Regions from separate parts of the Homo sapiens genome. Here all the other regions are linked to region 2. A link is a contact called in ENCODE Hi-C data. All regions are on one chromosome and are shown on one strand. The core of a region is the stretch at or near the end of the contact, and the rest is flanking DNA. Distances in the headings are between cores, read along the strand shown. Region 1 holds the start of COQ3 (coenzyme Q3, methyltransferase). Region 2 holds the start of MMS22L (MMS22 like, DNA repair protein). Region 3 holds the start of USP45 (ubiquitin specific peptidase 45).

Evidence for each region. Hi-C counts contacts between places; a loop is a spot of excess contacts on that map. Pooled maps may share reads with other maps.
Region 1: a pooled map shows a loop between it and region 2 (7-fold over the local background). The contact joins the promoter of COQ3 here to the promoter of MMS22L in region 2. A Hi-C loop is called at or near these places in 4 of 50 pooled maps.
Region 3: a loop to region 2 is called in a pooled map, with 11 times the contacts of the local background. The contact joins the promoter of USP45 here to the promoter of MMS22L in region 2. A Hi-C loop is called at or near these places in 3 of 168 maps with a recorded cell type or tissue (ascending aorta and naive thymus-derived CD4-positive, alpha-beta T cell) and 11 of 50 pooled maps.

What each region holds. Positions count from the first base shown.
Region 1 is chr6:99,392,728-99,395,593 of GRCh38, forward strand. It overlaps COQ3 (coenzyme Q3, methyltransferase), which reads right to left and starts at 1,468. Exons shown (of 7, transcript NM_017421.4): 1 at 1,347-1,468. The coding sequence starts at 1,452. RefSeq lists an enhancer at 724-1,363.
Region 2 is chr6:97,281,819-97,284,518 of GRCh38, forward strand. MMS22L (MMS22 like, DNA repair protein) reads right to left here and starts at 1,398. Exons shown (of 25, transcript NM_001350599.2): 1 at 1,278-1,398; 2 at 496-735. The coding sequence starts at 659. RefSeq lists enhancers at 975-1,234, 1,615-1,674.
Region 3 is chr6:99,514,136-99,516,884 of GRCh38, forward strand. USP45 (ubiquitin specific peptidase 45) reads right to left here and starts at 1,288. Exons shown (of 18, transcript NM_001346022.3): 1 at 1,257-1,288. RefSeq lists enhancers at 296-1,203, 1,204-2,109 and silencers at 1,026-1,125, 1,176-1,545, 1,856-2,075.

The DNA of each region.
Region 1 (2,866 bases), core at 218-2,717, 2.1 Mb after region 2:
CGATTCTCCTGCCTCAGCCTCCCGAGTAGCTGGGATTACAGGCGCCTGCCGCCACGCCCAGCTAATTTTGTATTTTTAGTAGATAGGGTTTCACCATGTTGGCCAGGCTGGTCTCGAACACTTGACCTCAAGTGAGCTGCCTGTCTCGACCAACTGCTTCTAAAACTGGCCACCTCCTTCAAGATTTCTCTAAATATCCCATTCAAGAAGTTTCCTTGATCCCAAATATGGATTAAATGCTCCTTCTATGTTCACCCCTCAAAAATTGGAACTAGGTTTATTATATCTTTTCTAAATTTTTGATTATAAAAGACACATGTTTACTAAAAAAAGTTCAGAAAAAGAAAAGTATATAAAGGATAAAATGATAGAAAATCACCTACTCTACCACAGGCAATCACTGCAAAATTTCTCTATATATCTCCACCTGTAACTCCAAGTTCACTATACATACTGATTTGTAACTTTTTTTTTTTTTTGGCTCCTTCCAGGAAACAATGAAACTTTACTTTCTTAACACTATATCTTACTACTTTTCCATGTGGGTACAAATAGATTTAAATCATTTTTATTGGCTGTACTATTTTTCACTGTATGATAGTACCAACTAATAACCTTTATTAATGGGCGGTTAGATTCCCCATTTTTTTGTTCATTATATCCTGATCTTAGGTTTATCCTAACATTTTTAAAGAGATCCTTGCGGTGTCATTCATTTTTAAATTCCCAGTGCTCATACCAGTGTCTGGCATACAGTATTTGTTAAGAGTTCCATGTGAAAGATGAGCTTAAGTTTCTACTTAATACTGAGAGTTCGAAAATCAGACTGCTGTCTACAAGCACTGAGCAGTGCATTATTTTCTTGATCTCATTTGCAAATGCAGTCTGTTGGATTAACCTATTAATCAAAAAGTAATACAGCTGCCTTAAATTCTTTCTGAAAAAAACAGCAAGCTTTGTGCAAACAAAACACAGATACAAAGCTATGCATAACTACGAGGCGTGAGTTATTCCTGCCCCGGCAAAGGAAAGATGCATGACCTTCAGACTGCAGCACACGCAGAGCGGGTCGCCGGCTCCTGGGGCAAGGAGCTCAGCCACAAGAGACCCGCGGCCTGCGCTTTTCCAGACAGGACCACTGGTCCTGAGCTCTTTTCCCCGGCGTCCGCCAACGGGACTATGCGAGGTTTACAATGGAGAGAGATGGGGCCAGGACCAAGCCTTAGGTTTCGCGCTGACCCCTCGCGAGGTCCAGAGACAACCCACCGCCCCACCCCCGGCGCATGCGCAGAGACGCCAGCGCTCGCAATTGACTGCATGCGAAGGACCTCCGCACACACACTCACCCGCCGAGGAAATTAAGGGACGCGCAGCTTTTGTATTACAGCCTCCAGGCCCCAGCACTCTTAAAAACCAACCCCCGGAGGAGCCCAGCTTACGGCCACTCCACATCGCGACAAACGATCCCACCTCTTTTCCGGTCCCTCCCGAAAAAAGATCCCCAACATAAAGGTTCCGAGATCACTTTCGCCGTCTGCAGCCGACTTTTTTTTTTTTTTTTTTTTTTAGCAGAGTCTGTTCTGTTGCCCAGGCTGGAGTACAGTCCCCATCTCGGATTCTGGGATCACTGCAATCTCCGCCGCCCGGGTTCAAGCGATTCTCCATGTTGGCTGGTCTCGAACTCCTGACCTCAGGTTATCCGCCCGCCTTGGCCTCCCAAAGGGCTGGGATTACAGGCGTGAGCCACCGCGCCCGGCCTGCAGCCGACTTTCATGATTGTATTGTTGAGTGTTATGTATGTATGGCTATACTTTCACGCTCATTTAGCAAATTGCACATGGAATTAAACTGCAAGATGTTTTTACTATCATAAACAACTTTGAAGATACTTTATTGCTATAGGACACCTCAAACCTCATGTTCGAAGTTGACCTCAATCAGGCCATTACTTCGTGCTGTGTCTTCTTTTATTGCCATGTAGCTCTATTTCACACTTAACAGATGTCTCTTCAAGGACTTTTATATTCCTGTAAGACATTGACCCTACTGCTAAGAATGCAAGAGTATGGGAGCACTTCTTCCTCAAGGGAAGAATTGTTTCCCCTTTCAAGGCACTCAAATATCAGATGGCCAGAAGGCCAAATGTAAAACTTATTTTCTGCAAATGACTATTATCTTGTACAGGGTATATACATCATGTAGTAGGAGGCTTCTGTGGCTCAGTCTAGGCAAACTTCATTTAGAGCTAGGAACAGTGATCAGTAACATTTTACGTCTAAATGCACAAAGTCTTTCTTTGGGTAAGAACAATGACGAATCTCCAACATTGAAGACAAAAAATTATTCTGTATTTTCAACAGGTAGGGTCAAATTGGTAAAGGGTTCTTTCAGTTAGCGAAATTTACCGCTCAGGAATCTTTTTTTTTCTTTTTTTTTTGAGACAGCCTCACTCGGTTGCTCAGGCTGGAGTGCAGTGGTAGGATCTCAGCTCATTGCAACCTCCGTCCCCCAGGCTCGGGTGATTCTTCGTGCCTCAGCCTCGTAAGTAGCTGGGATTACAGGTGTATGCTGCCATTCCCGGCTTAATTTTTGTATTTTCAGTCAGGGTTTCACCATGTTGGCCAGGCTGGTCTCAAGCTCCTGACCTCAGGTGATCTGCCTGCCTCAGCCTCCCAAAGTGCTGGGATTACAGGTGGGAGCCACCTCACCCAGACAGCAATAGTCTTTCATTCATGGTTCTTAGCTAAAATATTGACCTCCTCCTAAGGGTGGTCGCACTTTTCAGTTGCTATGTCCTCTTCAGAGCTCCTCTACCCTTAGATACATGATCCTCTCTCCACATGAAGGCAGAAAGCTCTGCACAAAA
Region 2 (2,700 bases), core at 148-2,647:
AGCAGGTATTACCAAAATATTTCAAGAACAGTTTTACTGTAATATATATGTACCTGCCCAAGGCAAAATAAGTCTATACACTTCTATATGTGCAGGTAGGATTAGAAGGAACAGGGGCAATAAAAAATGTTTGTCTCTCTTAAATATTACTGGAAAGCTCTAGAATATTATCACACTCTTTAGAAGGAAATACTACTGCAAAAGGCTCAGATAGTTAGGAATTCATTTTAAGTAGAAGAAAAATTAGTGCCCAGCTCCCTACAGTAAGGGAACATCAGTTACCAAGGAAGTTTTCCCTAATACCCCAAATACTTTAGATATGCCCTTACCAAGAAGCCAGCAGAACTGATAATCATTTGTACCCTTATGATATACTAAGCTGATTTATAAAACACGACTTGGTGAACACCAAAGTTTAATGGGCTGAAATAACTAACATTCCTAAAAAACTGGTGAATAATCAGATGAGGGAAAATGTCTCTGAGTTTTACCTACCGCTTAAGGGCTCCGCTGCAGAGGTAGGATTCTCCAGAAAAATGTTTTCCTCCTCCTCTGTTGTCAACAGCACAAGAAAAGTAAGGAGGTTTGCACCATTCCGTCCCCAGCTCCAGCTCTAAGCTGTCAGTCAGGAACGTCGATGCAGCAGAACAGTTCTCCATTGTTTACTTCATGTTCTGAAACACTTGGGGTTCGTCGTATCATTAAGGGCTCCAAAGAGAAGGTGTGAAGAGATTCCTGTTGGGGGGGGGGGGGTGGGGCCGAGAGAGTGGGGATTACTTCAGAAAGTTCTCAAGACGTCCGCCAGCAGGAAGGAAAAACAAACGAACAAACCCAGAGGCCAAATTCCCAATTCCCCCTCGCCCTCCGTCCATCAAGGCTGTCAGAACTTAAGACAAAATGCACAACCAACTGGCTGTGGCAGGGACCTCGAAATCCGGCCACTAAGTCGGGCTCTGCAGCCCAGGACAAGGTGAAAAGCAAAGAAATGTCTGCAGGACATAGCGTCCCGGGCTTGCCTAGAACTGCGCCCTCCGCAACGTTTCTAAACCACTCTCCGCCCGTTTCCCAGCAGCAGGGTGGAGAACGCTCCCTCCCCGGCTCGGGGTGGAAATTAGGAAAGCAACCCCTAGGGCCAACCCCGACCCTCCAAGGAGGAGGCGAGACCCACCAGGCCCACGCCTGGCAGCACTCGGGCGGAGAAGGCGGGGTGCCGGTATCCCGCGTACCCGGCTGCAGCAAGGACCCGGGGCGTCGGTTACCCGCGGTGCCTGTCGTACCCGCTCACATTTCCAGCTCCCGAAACCTGCCTCCTGTGACCCAGACCACCAACAGGAATCTTTGGGGTCTAAACCGCAAACAGGCGAAATTCCCGCCACCGCGCGCCCGCGCTCCGGAAAGGCGGGGCCACGGCGCAGCCCTCCCCCGGCTACCAATCGCCTCGCGATATCTGCGCGGAAACAGTCGGAGCCCCACGAATTCTCGCGAGAGTCCGTCAGTCCGGGACGAGGTACTGAGAAACTTTTTTTTTTGTACCTTTAATTGGTGCGTTCGGCTGAAAGGCGGGGCCTGGTAAAAAAAAAAAAACAGAACTGCTGCTGAGGCGGAGGAGAGGACTTAAGGACTATGGGTTTATCCTCTGGCCGGACCAAAGAGAAGATATTTACTCCAGTGAGTGCGAAGTGAGTGCCTCGTTCACACCCACAGTCGCGCCGTCCCCTCTTCCCGCTCTGGGGCCAGCAACTCTTGTTAGAATGCAGATGCCTTTTGTCCATGGACTGTGAGGCAGGCAAGTGCAACAATTAATTTTCTCTGTAACAGATGGAACAAGTAGACAGAAAATTAGTATGGATATGGAAAACTTGGAAAGCACTAACCAACTTGACCTAATTGACGTTTATAGGTGACCAACCCAACAATAGCAGAATACACACTCCTGTCAAGTGCACATGAAACATTCACTAAGCGATACCATATTCCGAGCCATAAAACAAATGTCATCAACTTTAAAAAGATTTAAATCGTACAAAGTGTATAGTCTGATCATAATGGCATTAAACTAGAAATAAAGTAGATACTTGAAATACTCTAAATATTTGGAAATTAAGAATCATACTTCTAACTAACCTGTGAATCAGGAAAAATCACAGGAAAATTAGAAAATACGTTGAATTAAATTAAAATGAAAACACTAAAATTTGTAACAGTACCTGCTTACATTAAAAAGAAGAACTCAATTCAATAAACTTTTGTCTTAAGTAACTAGAAAAAACCCCCAGCATATTGAAACCAAAGCAAGCAAAATGAATGAAATGATAAATAGTAGAAATAAATGGGATGAAATAAATGGAAGGAAATACATGCAAAAGTTGTTTTTCTAAAAGAGCAATATAATTGATAACCCCCCTACCCAAACTGATAAAGAAAATAAACAAATTATCAGTATCAGGAATTAAAAAGGTTTCATCACTATGAAATTTAGTCATTAAAAGGACAAGGATATTAAAAGAACATTATGAACATTTTTATGCCAATAAGCATAGGTGAAATGGACAAATTCCTTAAAAGACGCAAACTGTCAAAAATCAACAAAAGAAGAAAATTTGAGTATCTCTGTATTTATCGTAGTACTCAGAATCTTTGGTTAAGCCTCCCTCCTCTCTCTCTGCACACACACACACACACACACACACACACACACAC
Region 3 (2,749 bases), core at 38-2,537, 2.2 Mb after region 2:
AATTCATGGCTGACATTTATTACACAATGCAGTATGGATATAAAGGCTCATCATAATAGAAAAAGACACAAGCGGAGTCTGGAGGAATCACGTGTAGGCTCCTTATGCGGTCTCCCTCCCAAGAGGGGTCAAACAAAACACATCCTTCCTCCATCAGTGAAAATGCAGCAGTTTCCGCGCAGGGAAGCCCATTAAAGACTTGGTGTCCCGGATTTTTACAGAAGCTGGTAATTTCGGCATAAAACATACTGTTCAGCACAAACCCAAAAATCTAAGTTCCCAGATGCCAAACAAGCACCAACATTGCAAGCAGTCCTTTCTAAGGATAGCAGTCTTAAGGCCTGCTATGTTAACTCTTTTTAGCACAAATATGTTCTGGCCATTTTTCTCATGCGGTTTTCCAAACAATAAACTTTACAGTTTTCAAGTCACCATCACTTAACACTTGTCTTTTCTCTAAAGTAGGATGTGCAACTAAGTTGTTTAGAAAGCTTTGTTTTTAAACAGGCTATGCAAAAAGCCCATATCCTTAAGAAAAAAAAATCCTTTTTTCCTACTCTTGGGCAATTATTTATGGGGGTTGGAAAGAGAAGAAAAGGTCACTATCTCCTTTTATATACCAAGCTCAAAAAGATGAGCAGCACTTATGGTTTTGCTGTGTATCACGCTCAGTTCTAAGCACTTCACAAATATTAACCCACGCAACCCTCACAACCACCTTAGGAGATAAGTTGCTATTATTTTCCGCATTTTACACTTGAAACTGAGAAAGAGAAGTGAAGTGACTTGCAGAGGTCCCAAAGCCAGTAAGCGGTGGATGGAGATGCGGACCCAAGCAGTCCGGCCCCGGAGCTCCTAATACACGACGCTTCCAGAAAAGTCATTAGACAGGCTTCCTCCGGTCACCAACACACACACACCCCGAGGATGTGAAGAGAAATGCGCCGCGATGAGGCGGACGGAAAGGTGTGGGGCCGCCGCGCGCCCAGGTCACCAGGGGACTCGGGCCCCTCCCAGGCCAGCCCCGACGCCCAGGGCTTCTCCCGCAGCCGCATGGACCCGGAGCCGGCAGAGCGGCGCTCACACGGCCCTCGGTGACCGCCCGGCGCCCCCAGGGATCAGGAAGCCGAGTGGGGTGGGGAGCCTCTCTTCCAGCCTCGCCCACCCACAAGGGGGTCAAGGTCGCCGAAGCGAAGACCGAGAAACTGCGGCGACCATACCGCCGCTGCGACCAAAGCGCCGCGTTCTCAACTCACCCCGCCGGGCCGGGCCGCAGCGTCTACAACCTGGGGAGACTGCGCCTGCGCGCTCGTCCCGCTCCCGGCAGAGGTGGGGCCTCGTTCGCCCGCCCCCAGCCAGGACCGGGAGGGTTCCAGGCGGCGCGCCCGGGGCCCGGGAGCGCGGGGAGGGGTGAAAGGGCGGGGCCGGCTTGCGTGGCGCCTGCGTTCTGCGTGTCCGCAGAGCCCGGAGAGTCCCTGATAATCTAAGACTCATAGCCACCGACTAGCAATTTGTTAGGATCCTGGGCCAGCGTGCGCACCTCGGATGTTGCAGGAGTCCGGCTTAAGTCCCACTTGTTGCTGGGCACCTTCTGAAACAGCCTCCGATTTCCCTCCGTTACCCTCCTCTGAACTCTTTTTTTTTTTTTTTTTTTTTTGAGACGGAGTCTCGCTCTGTCGCCCAGGCTGCAGTGCAATGGCAAGATCTCGGCTCACTGCAACCTCCGCCTACCGGGTTCACGCCATTCTACTGCCTTAGCCTCCCGAGTAGCTGGGACTACAGGCGCCCGCCATCACGCCCGGCTAATTTTTTGTATTTTGTTTAGTAGAGACGGGGTTTCACCGTGTTAGCCAGGATGGTCTCGATCTCCTGACCTTGTGATCCGCCCGCCCCGGCCTCCCAAAGTGCTGGGATCACAGGCTTGAGCCACCGCGCCCGGCTCCGCCCCCACACCCCCGCCGCCCCCTGAACTCTTAAAGTCACATCTAACATTCGTCATATATTATTGTGGTTTTTCCCCCATTGCTGTTGTCTTACCTATCCTTCTCTCTTCCTAGCTAGATAGTACATTTCTTGAAATACACCTATACCTCCTCAAAGCCCGGTTATCTGTTGAAGTGGCCAGCACATTGCATGTTTAGTAAAAGTAGTTGGTTTGAAAATATTTTGTTTCAATCATGGATATTGCAAATGCCAACACTGGTTATGGATAGGTTCTAAAAGTCTCCTGATCTTTCACAACTCTTCAGCCAAGGGACAAATGTGGCTTTAAGGATAAGAGCATTGGCGTAGAAATCAGAAGATACGAGAGTTAAAATTGCAAACACTAAATTTTTCTTTAAAAACTCTTCTAACAGTATTTACATGTGGAGAACTTGGCAAAGAAGGTTGATATTTGCTTATATCGTACTTAACAAGGACCATTCATTTAACAAACATAATTGAGCACAGATATGCCAGTTGCTGTTACAGGTATAGAGGTACACTATCATTTTGGGGTTAGGATAATTTTTTTCCCTAGGGAAAAAGAAAATATTCCTCAAATAAGAAGAGGTCATGTGGTGTAATTTTGAAGGCAAAATTGTCTACTTCATAAATCAAAAGCTTTCATGTATTTTAACTTTGGATTTGACCTAGAACTTGGAAGAACAAGAACAAGCAAACTTGAGCAAATCTAAATAATTTGCATCTTAATTGTGTCACTGTAAAAGAGATTTTAAAAAATATATGTGGAAACCCAGTTTATGAT